2 separate regions of the Mus musculus genome follow, and region 2 is linked to region 1. A link is a contact called in ENCODE Hi-C data. All regions are on one chromosome and are shown on one strand. The core of a region is the stretch at or near the end of the contact, and the rest is flanking DNA. Distances in the headings are between cores, read along the strand shown.

Region 1 (6,505 bases), core at 2,473-4,972:
TCTCAGTACGTGCCCTGTGGTATGGGGTGGCATGACTCGGGGCTGTGGAAGATGGTGGGCAGATGGAGGCTGGGGTAGAGGCTGTGGATGCTAATGGCCAGGAGTGGTTCACGTCCAGGCAGTGTGGCCACTACTATGGAAAGCCTCATTTTCTGGGCTTAATGTCACCTTCCCTCATGACTAACACTCTCCTCCTCTAGGTTCTGGGCAGTGATGGCTGTTTAGGAGGTAGAAGGACCAGCAGGCAGTGGGAATTGTCTGGGCAGGTGGCTTAGGACTTAGGAGGCTCACTCTGAGTCTCTGAAGTCTCCTTTGTCTCGATAACCCAGAAATCTTGTCAATGAGATCCATCCTGGTCCAAATGCCTTTTCTAAAACCCATATTGCCACTCCAGGGCTGACTGTAAGGCCTTGTCTGACCCAGTCACCTGGGCTGTGTCATGTCCATGGGGGCCAGCCTGGAAGCATCCTCCTCAACCCATTTTACAGGAGAGGAAACTGAGGCAGCCGCAGCACCATCTTCTCTTAGGCCCCGGGTGGGGCCTGGCCACATTCTTCTCACCCTACACTGGGACCTGGGGTCTGGAAGTCCAGCAGGAACGATGGCTGAGGCCAGTGTCTCCCCATGTCCCTCAGCAGAAGAAAAAATGGCAGGCAAACAGCCCCCTCCGCTCATGAAGAAGCACAGCCAGACGGATCTTGTGAGCCGCTTGAAGACCAGAAAGATCCTGGGTGTGGGCGGGGAGGATGATGACGGCGAAGTGCACCGGTCCAAGGTGAGCCATGCTAGGAAGAGGAGTCATGAGCCTGCAACTTCCAGGGCCCTCTGCTCGTGTCAGGGGAATGCTATGCCCAGTGGCAGAAGTTTGGGGACAAGAACCCAGTGCTTCTTAGGGTACTGGCATAGACTGTCCTATAGACATGAGTGCATCCTGCTAGCTCTGCTGGTTATCCATGTGGTTATTGACCCATTGTACAGGTGAGGAAGCTAAGACTCACATAGAGGGGCTAAGTAACTTCCTTAAGGTTATATCAGTGACCCACAGAACCAGGCTTCCAGCCCCTGCTGGGCAGACCCTGAGTTTCTTTCCTTACCACCTCTTTTCAGTTCTCTTGTCTGGGTACCAAGGGAGGCAGGAGAGGTTGAGCTTGCATTGGGGAAAACATTTATGTTAATCAGGGATGTTCTGATGGCCCCCAGGTGTCCACAGGAGCTGGGAGGAAGGTGGGTGGGTGAGATGCTGAAACTGAAGACTTCTTCCCTGATGCCTCTGACTTGTGTGTCCACAGATCAGCCAGGTTTTGGGCAACGAGATAAAGTTTGCTGTGCGGGAGCCTCTGGGGCTCAGGTGAGCAGTAGGTCTCGTTTGGATGGTTTTGTGTCCCGGGTATGTGTAAGGTCCTACGTGACTGGGCCTTGCTCTGAATTACATCCACACTGTTCATTGCCTCCTCAAATAGCCCTGGCTGTTTGGGTTGCACAGGGTTCCCCCCCACCCCCCGTTTGGGTTGGCAGTGGGGGTCAGGGTGAGTGTGGCTGTAACTGTCTTCTCGGAACCTCCCCAGGGTCTGGCAGTTTCTTTCTGCTATGCTGTTCTCCAGTGTGGCCATCATGGTGAGTACTGTGTGTCCCCGCCCAGGCTGCAAGTAGGTCCTGAGACTTAGATGGGGGTGGGGGTGTGTGTGTGGCTCTTTCCCTTACCCCAGCTGCTGCTGTCTTCACTCTGAGGCCCATACTTCAGGGTCTAGGCCAACTCCCGGGACATCCTGTCCATTACTGGTGTGCCGTGCCCCCAAAGTAACCAGCACACATGCTCTGGGCTCTGGGCTCTGGGCATCCCAGCATTGGATGCTGCCCCAAGGAGGTCCCTAGCATTTGTCTCACCTCATAGCTGACCCTGTGCTCCTCCTGCTGCCCACAGGCCCTTGCCCTCCCTGATCAGCTCTACGATGCAGTTTTTGATGGGGCTGAAGTCACAAGCAAGACCCCCATCCGCCTCTACGGTGGTGCCCTCCTTAGTGAGTATTGCTGGGTCTCCAGCAGCCTGGTAGCCCTCTTCATCTGTGTCTGTGCTGCCACCTTGTGGCCATTGCTAGAATGCATGTAGTTGGTTCACTGCCCTGGCAATGGCAGAGGTAGCTTGGGCCTGGAGGCCCTTGCCCCATTGTGTAGATAAAGATACCAAGTCCTGGGGAGATGAGCACCTGGCTTGGGTTGGATAGGGCTTTAGAAGCAATGTGAGCTGTCTCTGGGGGGAAAGCTATAGCTGAAGAGCTGAGGACCGGAAGAGGGGCCGTCTGGTCTGAGAAGTGGGTGTTGTGGAATAAGTGGGTTCGGACTCCTGGGCTAGGGATCAGGCTGCCCCGGTGCTTGATTCCAACAGGCATCTCCTTGATCATGTGGAACGCACTCTACACAGCCGAGAAGGTCATCATCCGCTGGACTCTGCTCACTGAGGCCTGCTACTTCGGGGTGCAGTCCCTGGGTGAGTGGTGTAGGGTGGTGGGAAGGCTATCAGGGTGCAGGAAGAGAAGGGCAGAGCACTGGGTGCTCCTACAACATAGACCAGTGTCCTGAATCCACAGCCCAGCCGTTCCCTCCAAGCCTGACACTCAGGATGCACTTCTAGGCACCTGCCACTTGGGGGCAGCAGACTGGCCTAGGCTGGTGTTAGGCTTCTGGAGGTCGTCAGCCTGCAGTCCCACTCACCACAGGGATGGTCGAGGGTATTCAGCCTAGCCTAGCGTCATGATGGGAGAGGCTCAAGCACGTGTCTGCTCCTGACCTTTGCCTCCCCCGACTTCCTTCACAGTGGTCACTGCCACGCTTGCTGAGACGGGCCTCATGTCCCTGGGGACCGTGCTGCTCCTGGCCAGCCGCCTCCTCTTTGTTATTGTCAGCATCTACTACTATTACCAAGTCGGCCGGAAACCCAAAAAAGTGTAGCAGGCTGGGACCTGCCTGGGCCTGGACCTGGGCCCGAGCAGCTGGGGACTTCACTGTCCATGGGTCCTAGACAGGCCTGCAGGCAGGCAGGGTGCACACGCCTTCCTTCCCTCCCAGGCACTCCACGGAGTCATCTTGGGTCTCCTGGGATTCTAGGAGTGACAGACCAGGCTGTGGCCTCTGCACCCCACCCCTCACCCTTGTGCAGGGACAACTCCTTGCCCTGTGTTTCTTGGCCTCTAGACTCTAACAGGCAGAGTCTAGAGTAAGTTTTAGGGTCTGGGCTGAGTCAAGGTGAGTTCCTCTGCCAGGAAGCCCTTTCTAGGAGGTTGTGTCGGCCCCAGCAGGGGCTCTCAGCTTCTCCCCATCCAGAAACCCGATGTGTGAGTCCCTCATCACACACGCACACACACACACACACACACACACACACACACACACACACACACACACACGGTGTTTCTAGAGATCCAGTTGAGGACATCTAGCAAGGGGAGTGACTGCCTCCCTTGGGCCAAGTTCCCCAGCCTCAGCCTGCACATCTCTCTCTTTGGCCTGCTGGAGGGTACTCTGATTCTCTGGCTGGCCGCCTGCGTCCCAGAGCACCAGAGTCCCTTCCCGACAGGCTAGGGTTAGGCAATGTACCACAGGCCTGATAGTCCCTGGCTCCTAGCTGCCCATAGGCTCCTAGTGCATGAGGAATTCTGAGGAGAGGACAAGTGGGGACATTTCCTCGGCATGGCCTCCAAGGCCTGCATGGCTACACACCTGGCTCAGTGCCTCCTCCAGATCCCCTCCTGAGGCTGCCCCAAGGCCTACGGGTTAAAGCCAATAGCTGCTCACATGCAACAACGGAAGGAGATTCAAGAGTCTGCCATCCCTTAGCAGCCCCTAAGTGGGCCTCTAGAGCTGAAGACACACCCCTGGTGCCACCAGCCTGTGTGGCCCCTCCCCTTGGCCCTAGCTCCCAGCACCTCCCTACCCTTCAGCAGCAAGCACACTAAGAGATTTGGCCCGAGGCTTCTCCCTTCTGCAAGGGGGTGGTCCCCTATACCCGAGGAATCTTTCTCTAGGGCACCTGGGCTCACAGCCTCCCTGGGCTCGGTTGTTCCTGCTGCCAAGTGCTCTGTGACCATGGCCTTTGCCTAGTGGAGGGAACTCAGTGGAGGATGTGCCCAGCAGTGGCCGGGGCTGCTTCTGTAACCAAGGTCTGGCAGAGTAGCGATTCCCTGCGTGTTCAGGAAGGGCCCATTGTGTATACCTGCCTCTTGTCACTGGCTTGGTGCCAGTCCCTCAGTCCCACCTCTTTACTCGGACCATGGACCCTGCCACTGCCAGCTCTTAGTACAGTCCCAACTACCGTAGACCAGGTGACATTTGTTGACACCATTCTCAGAGGTGTTGAAGATTTATCATCTTGAATCCTCCACAAATACAGATACAGTCCCAAGGGAGGTAGTCGTAGAAATGGAAGACGCCAGCCCTGCGCAGCCTGCAGGGACATCCGCCAGGCTTCCCCTCAGCAGCAGGAGCCCAGGTCACCCTGGTTAAACTGCAGTGATACATTTAGGTGGGTGGGGTCAAGGCATATGTGGCCTCCGGGAGACACCTGCTTGGAAGGAGGCAGTGATGGAGATAGAGCCCCACTCTGAGTCTGGGCTCAGAGTGCCCTGACTGCTCTCCCCCACCCCATCCCCAGCTCCTCTTGTCATGCTTCTGCCTGGCCCCCAAGACTGCCTCTGTCATGGTCACTATTTATTCTTGGTCCCTTTTTCTTTTTGTAAGAAACAGTCACAAGAAAACAACAACAACAACAAAAAACAACCAATGAGAAACAATCTGCGTGGTGTCCTGTTTTATATTACAAAATTTCTCTTAATATAGAATATAAAAAGGGGAGACTTGGGAGATACAATGATAAATTAGCTCTGTTTCCTACTGCAAGGGACATTTACAAATTCCAAAATAGACTTTAGCATATGACGTGTGTGTGTGTGTGTGTGTGTGTGTGTGTGTGTGTGTGTGTGTGTGTGTATCAGAGTTCCTGGGGATGAAGGTGCTGGGTTCAGAACCCAGGTAGGCCAGGGGCTTGGGACAGGATAATGGGGAGCATGAGCCACAGGTCCAGTCTTAGCTCCTCGCCTGTCAGATACAGCTGTCCCTTAGGCCACTGCTCTGGGACAGGAAGTGGCTGTTCTGCTCACTACTGGCTGAGGCATCTTGGGGTGAAGGAAGAGCTCCCCTCCATTCCTCTGGGAGTACACAGAGCAGCTCACCAAGCCCCACCAGGATGACCTCAGACAGCCTTGCAATGGCTACCAGCAAGCTCAGAGGGTGAAGACTGTGTCTGTCTGGCCCCATGAGGATGCTGAGAAGCTGGGTTGAATCAGGGCTACTTGGGAGCGCTTCAGCGTAAGTGTGGAAAGTTCTGGTGAGGGACTCTGATCTGCCCTGGAATTGCCTAGGCTCCATATCTGGCTTCTCAGTCCCTCCCTGTCCCAGCCCTGCCCATCTCTGGAAGCCTGGGCTAGTTCTGGGTGGCAGCCGCTGTGGTTGGGCTAAGTCCTCAACCTAGCCATGAACTTCCAATCAATAGCCAAGCCATTTGCCTTCCTAGACAGTTGGAGTCCAGTACGTGCTGGGTTCTGAGTCAGCCTGGGTCCTCTTAGTCTGGGGGTGCAAGCCAGCAGAGGGGCCCCCTGATCTGGTGACTCAGCCTCTAGGGAGCTTACTATGGGGATGCCAATTAAGCTGTCATAAAGACAACTTCCGTATAGCATTCAGAGACACCCACTCCCCGGAAGGCCAGGCTGGGTGAGGACCACATAAAGAGGAGAGAAAATGGGAGAAGTAGCCCCCCTTGCACCCAGACAGCAGAATAGAACAGGCTATGGCTATGACTCCCAGGTGGCAGAAGGGCAAAGGAAGGCTGGAGTTCAGGTCAGGCTCTTCCATCTGAGAGAGGAGAGCAGACACCTAGCTGTTCCTTCCACCACTGTTCCCCTTTTGTGCCCTTGGCAGACATAATTAATCAAATTTGAGATCCTGACAGACAACACTAATGGATTCAACACGGTCCTGGCAGGGTCAGGCATCTTGCAACTAGTTGCTAACCTAGCCTGCAGTTCAAGTTTGTGTGTGTGTGTGTGTGTGTGTGGGGGGGTGTTGGTTGGTTGGTTGGTTGTGAACCTATTAGTCTGGGGTGTTTGTTTGTGTGTGTGTGTGTGTGTGTGTGTGTGTGTGTCTGTTGGTTGGTTGGTTGGTTGTGAACCTATTAGTCTGGGGTGTTTGTGTGTGTGTGTGTGTGTGTGTGTGTGTGTGTGTGTGTGTCTGTTGGTTGGTTGGTTGGTTGTGAACCTATTAGTCTGGGTAATCTGAGCCTAGAGAGACTAACAAAATAAATGTTCAGCAAAAGGTCAGAAGGTGTCACGGTAGGAGATGCTGTGGGGTTAAGTCTGCAGACAAGAGGCATGACCTTAACCTCTAGAAAGGAGAGAGAGTGAAGGGGTACACAGACGGAAAAATGGAAACCCCTTCTGTCTGCGGAGGTGATGGTGAC
Region 2 (6,361 bases), core at 2,815-5,314, 470 kb after region 1:
CCCATGTGCCTGTGTCCTGGGACCCTCAACCCATTTGGTTTACCTGTCCCCTCCTCCTCCTCCTCCTCCTACGGTCTGTGACTCCTCATTAGGGCTCTCTGGCCAGCCAGTGCTCATAATCAGGGGCCCAAGTCCCCCACTAGCCTGAGCGCAGGCTGGCACACTCTTTCCCGTCCTGGCTCACTGCCTCTTGAGTGCGGACACACACATGTGTTCCGTGTGCTCTTGCTGACACGTTGCCTGGCACTTCTTCCCCTGCGGCATTATTTACCCAGCCGCCCGCTAAGCTGAAGACCTCTGGACAGAGCCCAGGGGCAGATGAGGTGGGTTGAGGATTTATGTGATCAATGGCTAACCTTTAGCCTCCACCCCAGCCCCCCAGGACTGTTTGGACAGCGGTGGGTTTAGTCAATGCCCTTTAAATAGCATGAAAGGGCCCCGTGCTGGCCTGTTTTGTTTAAGGAGATTACATCGGTGCTGTGCACTTCGCCACAGGGTGTGTGGGGCCAGCTCACCCGGGGAACAGAGCGAGCTGCATGTCCCCCACAAAGCAGATGTTTGGAGGGAAAATAGATGTAATCAAAACCACGGAGGATAAAATTACTCAGGCCCTGTAGCCATACACGCTGTATGCACTGCCTATGCCCATACACACACACGTACACACACTCTACCCACGTCCACACTCACCCATCCACACTGACACACAACTCTACACATGTCTGCACACTCACAACCCTTGCCCCAGGTGACTGGAAACATGTTTCCCCACACCCATCCCCAGATGCAGGCTGGTGCCTGTACCCTGGGGCTCACATCTTCTGACATAGATGGACGCCCTCCAGAAACAATTGCAGAAAAAAAAAACAGAATGAAAGAGAGGGAGGAGGAAAGCAGGATAGGAGGGAGGGAAGGAGGGAGAAAGGAAGGAAAGAAAGAAGGAAGGAGGGAAAGAAGGAAGGAAGGAAAACCTGGGAAATTTCTCAAGAACGTTGGATGGGAGGGTGTGGTGGGTAGAGGTTAAGGGAAGGAAGGTAGATTTCCCATTTTTTCATTTCAGGAGCTGAGCCCCAATGGCTAACACTGAGTGGGATCAGTTTGTGACAGCTGGTTCCCTGAGGTGGCCTACCCAGAAGTTCTTGCTTCTCACTCCCCACCTGTCAGAAAGGTCTATGGGAATAACACTGGCTTCAGGTTGTTTTAGAGCCTTTGACTCACTGAGGGAAAACCTTTCTGGAACAAGCCTTACTCTGGACAGTCACTTATGGGCACTCCTCGTCTCCCTTCTCTGGGTAGCCTGGATCTGATTGCTGGGAATGATGGTGCATCCAAATGAAGGTGGATCTCTGTGGGTTTGAGGCTGGCTTGCTCTACATAGTGAGTTCTAAGCCATCAGGGGAAGGTTGGTGGAAAGGGGAAGCTTTAGGTCAGGATAAGGCAGGCTCTACTTGGCTTAGGACACCCCACAAAAGTCTCCTTGCATGACTGGGAAAGGAAGACTTTCAGCCAGAGTAAAATCTATGCAGGGTGTCTGTCCCTGGAGGCTGAGGAAAAGTCAGGCTCGCTGGTGGTGACCTGGATTCAAGCTGGCCTCTGATGCTGCTCAGCCTACTCCAGTACTGGGGTCACAGGGTGGTGCAGAAGGACCCCACAGCTGGGCAAACTGGGACCCCTGGAGGCCACATCTCTTGTGCAGTGTCTGACACAGAGACGACTACTCTCTGGTAGGTGATGGATGATGGTTTGGATCAGCAGTTCTTAACCTATAGGTCTTGACCCCTTTGAGGGTCAATCGATCCTTTTACAGGGGTTGCATATCAGATATCCTGCATATCAGATATTTACATTAACAATTCATGACAGTAGCAAAATTACAGCTCTGAAGTAGCAAGGAAAATAATTTTATGGTTTGGGGGTCACCACAACATGAAGACCTGTATTAAAGGGTCACAGCGTTAGGAAGGTGAGAACCACTGGTTTAGATGCCGCGCCCCCTGTCCCGCCGCTGCCGCTGGTCCTGCTTGCTGTGTGAAGAGAAATGTCCCTTAAGGTCCATCCTGGCTTCTTTTCCCCAACCACTTTCCCTCAGTCCCAGATGCAGGCACCTAGAAGGCAGGATTTTCTGAGCAGGTGGTAGGAGGCGAGGGCTGCAGGGAATGCCGGAGGACAATGGCCTCCTTTAGACAGGAGCAATCAGACTCTCTTTGTGGAGCCAGGGATTCAGACCCATCTTATTGATGAGGATTGTCAGCACGAGGAAGGCCTTGCCCAGGCTACTTCCCTAGCCAGCTCCTCTGGAACTTTGGGCTGGCTTCACTCAGGGCCCCACATGCTTCCCTCATCTCTGGACCCTACCTAATCCAAACAGACCCCGACTACTGAGGATCACATAAGGAGTCTAGCGGGAGCCTTTAAGCTAGATAGATGGCATACTTCAGACAGAGGAGCTGTGAACCATGGTCCCTGTAGCTGGGTTGGGGAAGGACCCTGGAGATCTGGACCAGGGCCAATAAACCAGATCCCCAGAGGACAAATGTGGGCTTGGCTTCAGGGGCCCCAGGTGAGGGGGCCTTATTGACAGATAGCCAGAGTCTCCAACCTTAGGTTTGTCATTCTGAGCTGGTAAGTGTGGCTACAGACCTTGGAAGAATTTTCCTTTATTGTCTAGAATAGGAGTCCAGCTTCAGCACTTAAAGCCAAAAAATTAATAATCAAAATTAGCGTGCTGGCTAGGGTAAAGGTTAATAACTGAACTGTTGTGTATACCTTCTGGGAGACGGAAAAAAATCAGTTTTCTCCAATGGAGTGACACTGAGTCTATCAACCCCTCCGATATAGGTGACGATCATATAACGGACTCCACAGTGTGTGTGTGTGTGTGTGTGTGTGTGTGTGTGTGTGTATACATATGAGCTTTTATTTGGTTACAATTTGGTGGGTTTTTTTTTTTTTTGAGGGAAGTGAGTTATTTTGTTTTCTTTGTTGTATTAAGGATTTTTGTTTTTTTTTAAAGAACATAAAGTCGGGTGGGTAGGGATAGGGAGAGGATCTGGAAGGACTTGGGGGAGGGCTGGATTATGATCAAAATATATTTAAAGTTAAAATTGTTTTAAATAATTAACATGAAAAATTAATAATTAAAAATTTTTTAAAAGACCATCAGGCTGGAGGGATGGCTCACTGGTTAAGACTACTTGATGCTCTTGCAGAGGACCTGGGTTTGACTCTCGGCACCCACATGACAGCTCACAACCATCCATAGCACCTGGCATTCATGTGGTGCACATTCATACATAAGTAATAAATGTTTAAAACATTGGCATTGAGGGTTGAGGAGATGGCTGAGTTAGTAAAGTGCCTGTCACATACACAAGTGTGAGGGTAAAACAGCAGCTGTGCGTGGTGGGATGTGCTCTGAATCCCAGCACTGAGGAGGTGGAGCCAGGCGGATCCCTGGAGCTCTCTGCCCAGCCAGAGAAGAGTGGAACAGAAAGCCCCAGACCAACGAAACACCCTGTGCCCAAGAACTTGGTAGATGGCTCCTAGGAACAGCTGGAGGTACACGTGTACACACACACACACACACACACACACACACACACACACACTCCTTCTGGGGCTCTGATCTCAGTACACACCTTGCTATGTCCCCATCTCCCATTCAGTCGTCCCAGTGGGTGGTTAGGTGTGGGCAGGGGTACATCCTTACTTCTTTCTCATCACAAGACTGTGAACTCTGCCATCCTTTCCTGCTGGGCCAAGAACTAGCTCCGTACTGAGAGTGCCTTGGAGTTCATCTTAGTCCCTTGTCCTCAGGGGCAGGACTTATAGGTGCTGAGAGGGCCTGGATTTCTTCTCCTGGAAACAGGTCCTATACCCTGGTAGGGTAGTCCCAGGAGCAGGAGACTGTTCTGTGGATAATTAGGGCATATTCTTTTTTTTTTTTTTCTCCTCAGTTTAAATGAGTAGCTAGGGTTAGTCCTTCCAAGCCTGGTTTCTATGTTGCTGACCTCAACTGGCCCTCATTCCCTTGGGAGATCCCAGCTCCAGGCTGGATGCCCAAAGACACTACTGGGGTTCATGGGGCAAGGATGAGCCTGGGGAACAGGGCTAGGCCAGGAGGGGTGGTGGCTGCCTTCCCTGGCCTGGCTGCCAGGAAGTTGCACAAGAGGAATGCTTATTTTGGGTGAGCTGGGTGGGATTTCTTTTCTAAAAAAAAGAAGAGAGAGAGAGAGAGAGAGAGAGAGAGAGAGAGAGAGAGAGAGAGAGAGATCCAAAACATAAAACGTATTTGTCTGCCAGGAAGATAAATATCTTTGCTGGAAGCTCTTGGTCCTGCTGCCAACTGCAATTCACACAAAGCTGTCACCAAAACTGTGCTTGCTGCTAGCCGCATAAGTTGGCCTCACATGGCTGTCATTTGTAACGCCACTGATTTGGTCAGACACCCTCATAGATGCTAGAAGTGGAACAGCATCCAGGCCTGCACTGGGCACCCTCTCCTCCCTTTCCTCAGTGCCAGAGTTGGAAGGAGACTGACAGGGGCAGAAAGTCTTTCCCTCACCCTCCCTAATGCTCACAGGGAGGCTGGGAAACTTGAAACATCAACCCCTAACCCCCAATCTGGATGGCATCAGAAAATCCAGGTTAGAGGCATCATCCTGATCCAAAATGCAAATCGCATGGACCTGTTTCCAGAAGAGGAAACAGAGGGCCAGAGTGGCTGATACACTCACCACACATGCTTGTTGTGAATGGACGGAGCTTGTACATATTTAAGGATTTTCCACATCTTATTAACAGTTCTCTCACTGAATCTATCTCTTTCTTCCCAAGTCTCAAATAAAGAAAGGGGCTTCCCGCATCTGGAAACACGCCTTGTTTCCCATCCCATGGTGTTTGTATATATGTGCCTGCACCCCAGGGACTTTTCTCACGGAGGACTTTTCTGTCCTGGGTCACCCTCCTCTAGTGCTGGCAGGGCCTGTAAGCCTACAAGGCCAGACCAGAAGCAGGGGTCACTAATGGTTGAAGGCTACACAGCCAGCTAGCTGACTGCCTCTCCCTTTCTCACAACCCATAAGAAATATCCCATGGATCTCTTCATTCATCTTAAAAGTATAGAGGGGGGAAACTGAGCCACAAAGGGTTCATTGCAAAGTAGAGCTGTAAAGCCAGAGGTGTGGCACAGAAACCCTGGTGCCTGGCACTGGAGCCCAAGACTCTGAGGCCCCTGATATTGTGAGGCAAGTGTGTATGCTCAGATGGATGGGTGAGCCAGGAGCTCCTACCCTCCTACCCAGGTCTCCATCTCCACACTTGTGATCTGCATGGCTTGGCTTGGTTCCTTGTAACTCTGAGTTTCCAGGAATCTACCATGGGAGCCCCATTGTGTCAGCAGTGAGCAGTCAGGGCCTGGGCTGTGAGCTGTGTTTCTGATGATTCTCTGTGGCTGCAAAGAGGGCATCCTCAGGAGTGAGGGCCTCCCAGCTGTGGTAGACACTGGCAGCTGCTATGAAAGGGACCCCAGCAAAGACCCATATCTCAGTGAACCCCACCTGCTAAAGACCCCTCTGCAGACAGTGTTACCAGTGGAGTGTGGGGTGTGGGGTAGGTCTCATCACTAAAGCCTGAGACCGTCTCCAAGGCTTCTCTGTGGGACTCCATGAAGGCAAAGCTATATGTCTCAATGCCGCCCTTTCTCTTTCCCACCAAGTCCACTGTGGCTGAAAGAATTCTCCTTTACCCAAGGAAGCCTCTGTATTTTGTCAGATAGCCATTGGGTCCATGTCCAAAGAAAGGTTGGCTCCTTTGATCCCCTGTAGGGGAGGACTCTCACAACCAGAGAGTGGCAAGAAAGCCACCAAGGTCAGACTGGCCAACCTAGAGCTACATGACATTGGTTCCAGAAGAGACCATTCTAGGATGATGCCACAGAGGGTTGAGGGAGGGGACAGACTTGTCCAAAGTCACCCAGCATGTTGATGAAAAGCCAGAGTATGGACCTTGAGTCTCTTGGCCTGGCACTCAGTGTGCCTCTGGGATGTAAAGTATCCTCTCACTCCCCAGATTCAAGTTTCTAACCTTCTTTTCTCTTCCTCAGCCAAAGAGAGCAACCTGGGTGAGCCAGAGTTGCCTCCTGACTCTGAACCCGTGGGCATGGACAACAGCTACCTCAGTGTGAAGGAGACAGGGGCCAAGGGGCCCCAGGACCGGGCCAGCGCTGAAATACCAAGCCCCCTGGAAAAGACCGATTCTGAGAGTAACAAAGGCAAGAAGCGGCGGAACCGAACCACCTTCACTAGCTACCAGCTGGAAGAGCTGGAGAAAGTCTTCCAGAAGACACACTACCCTGATGTGT

What was found. A loop is a pair of places that touch in the nucleus more often than their neighbours do.
Region 2: a map of heart shows a loop between it and region 1 (2.4-fold over the local background). The contact joins two enhancer-like sites. A Hi-C loop is called at or near these places in 5 of 37 maps with a recorded cell type or tissue (adrenal gland, gastrocnemius, heart and 2 more).

What each region holds. Positions count from the first base shown.
Region 1 is chr2:93,196,974-93,203,478 of GRCm38, forward strand. Trp53i11 (transformation related protein 53 inducible protein 11) reads left to right here. Exons shown (of 8, transcript NM_001025246.2): 2 at 1-5; 3 at 639-775; 4 at 1,290-1,348; 5 at 1,566-1,614; 6 at 1,922-2,018; 7 at 2,384-2,485; 8 at 2,813-4,784. The coding sequence starts at 647. The coding sequence ends at 2,946. Tspan18 (tetraspanin 18) reads right to left here. Exons shown (of 10, transcript NM_183180.2): 10 at 4,787-6,505. Among named protein-coding and RNA genes, the nearest start is that of Trp53i11, 13 kb to the left of the region's middle. Within about 2 kb of position 3,723, at least 1 of the 3 ENCODE cell types and tissues checked has a DNase peak (open chromatin) inside an H3K27ac peak, as active enhancers do; it is heart, where a contact is called at or near this core.
Region 2 is chr2:93,662,252-93,668,612 of GRCm38, forward strand. Alx4 (aristaless-like homeobox 4) reads left to right here. Exons shown (of 4, transcript NM_007442.3): 2 at 6,104-6,361. Among named protein-coding and RNA genes, the nearest start is that of Alx4, 23 kb to the left of the region's middle. Within about 2 kb of position 4,065, at least 1 of the 3 ENCODE cell types and tissues checked has a DNase peak (open chromatin) inside an H3K27ac peak, as active enhancers do; it is heart, where a contact is called at or near this core.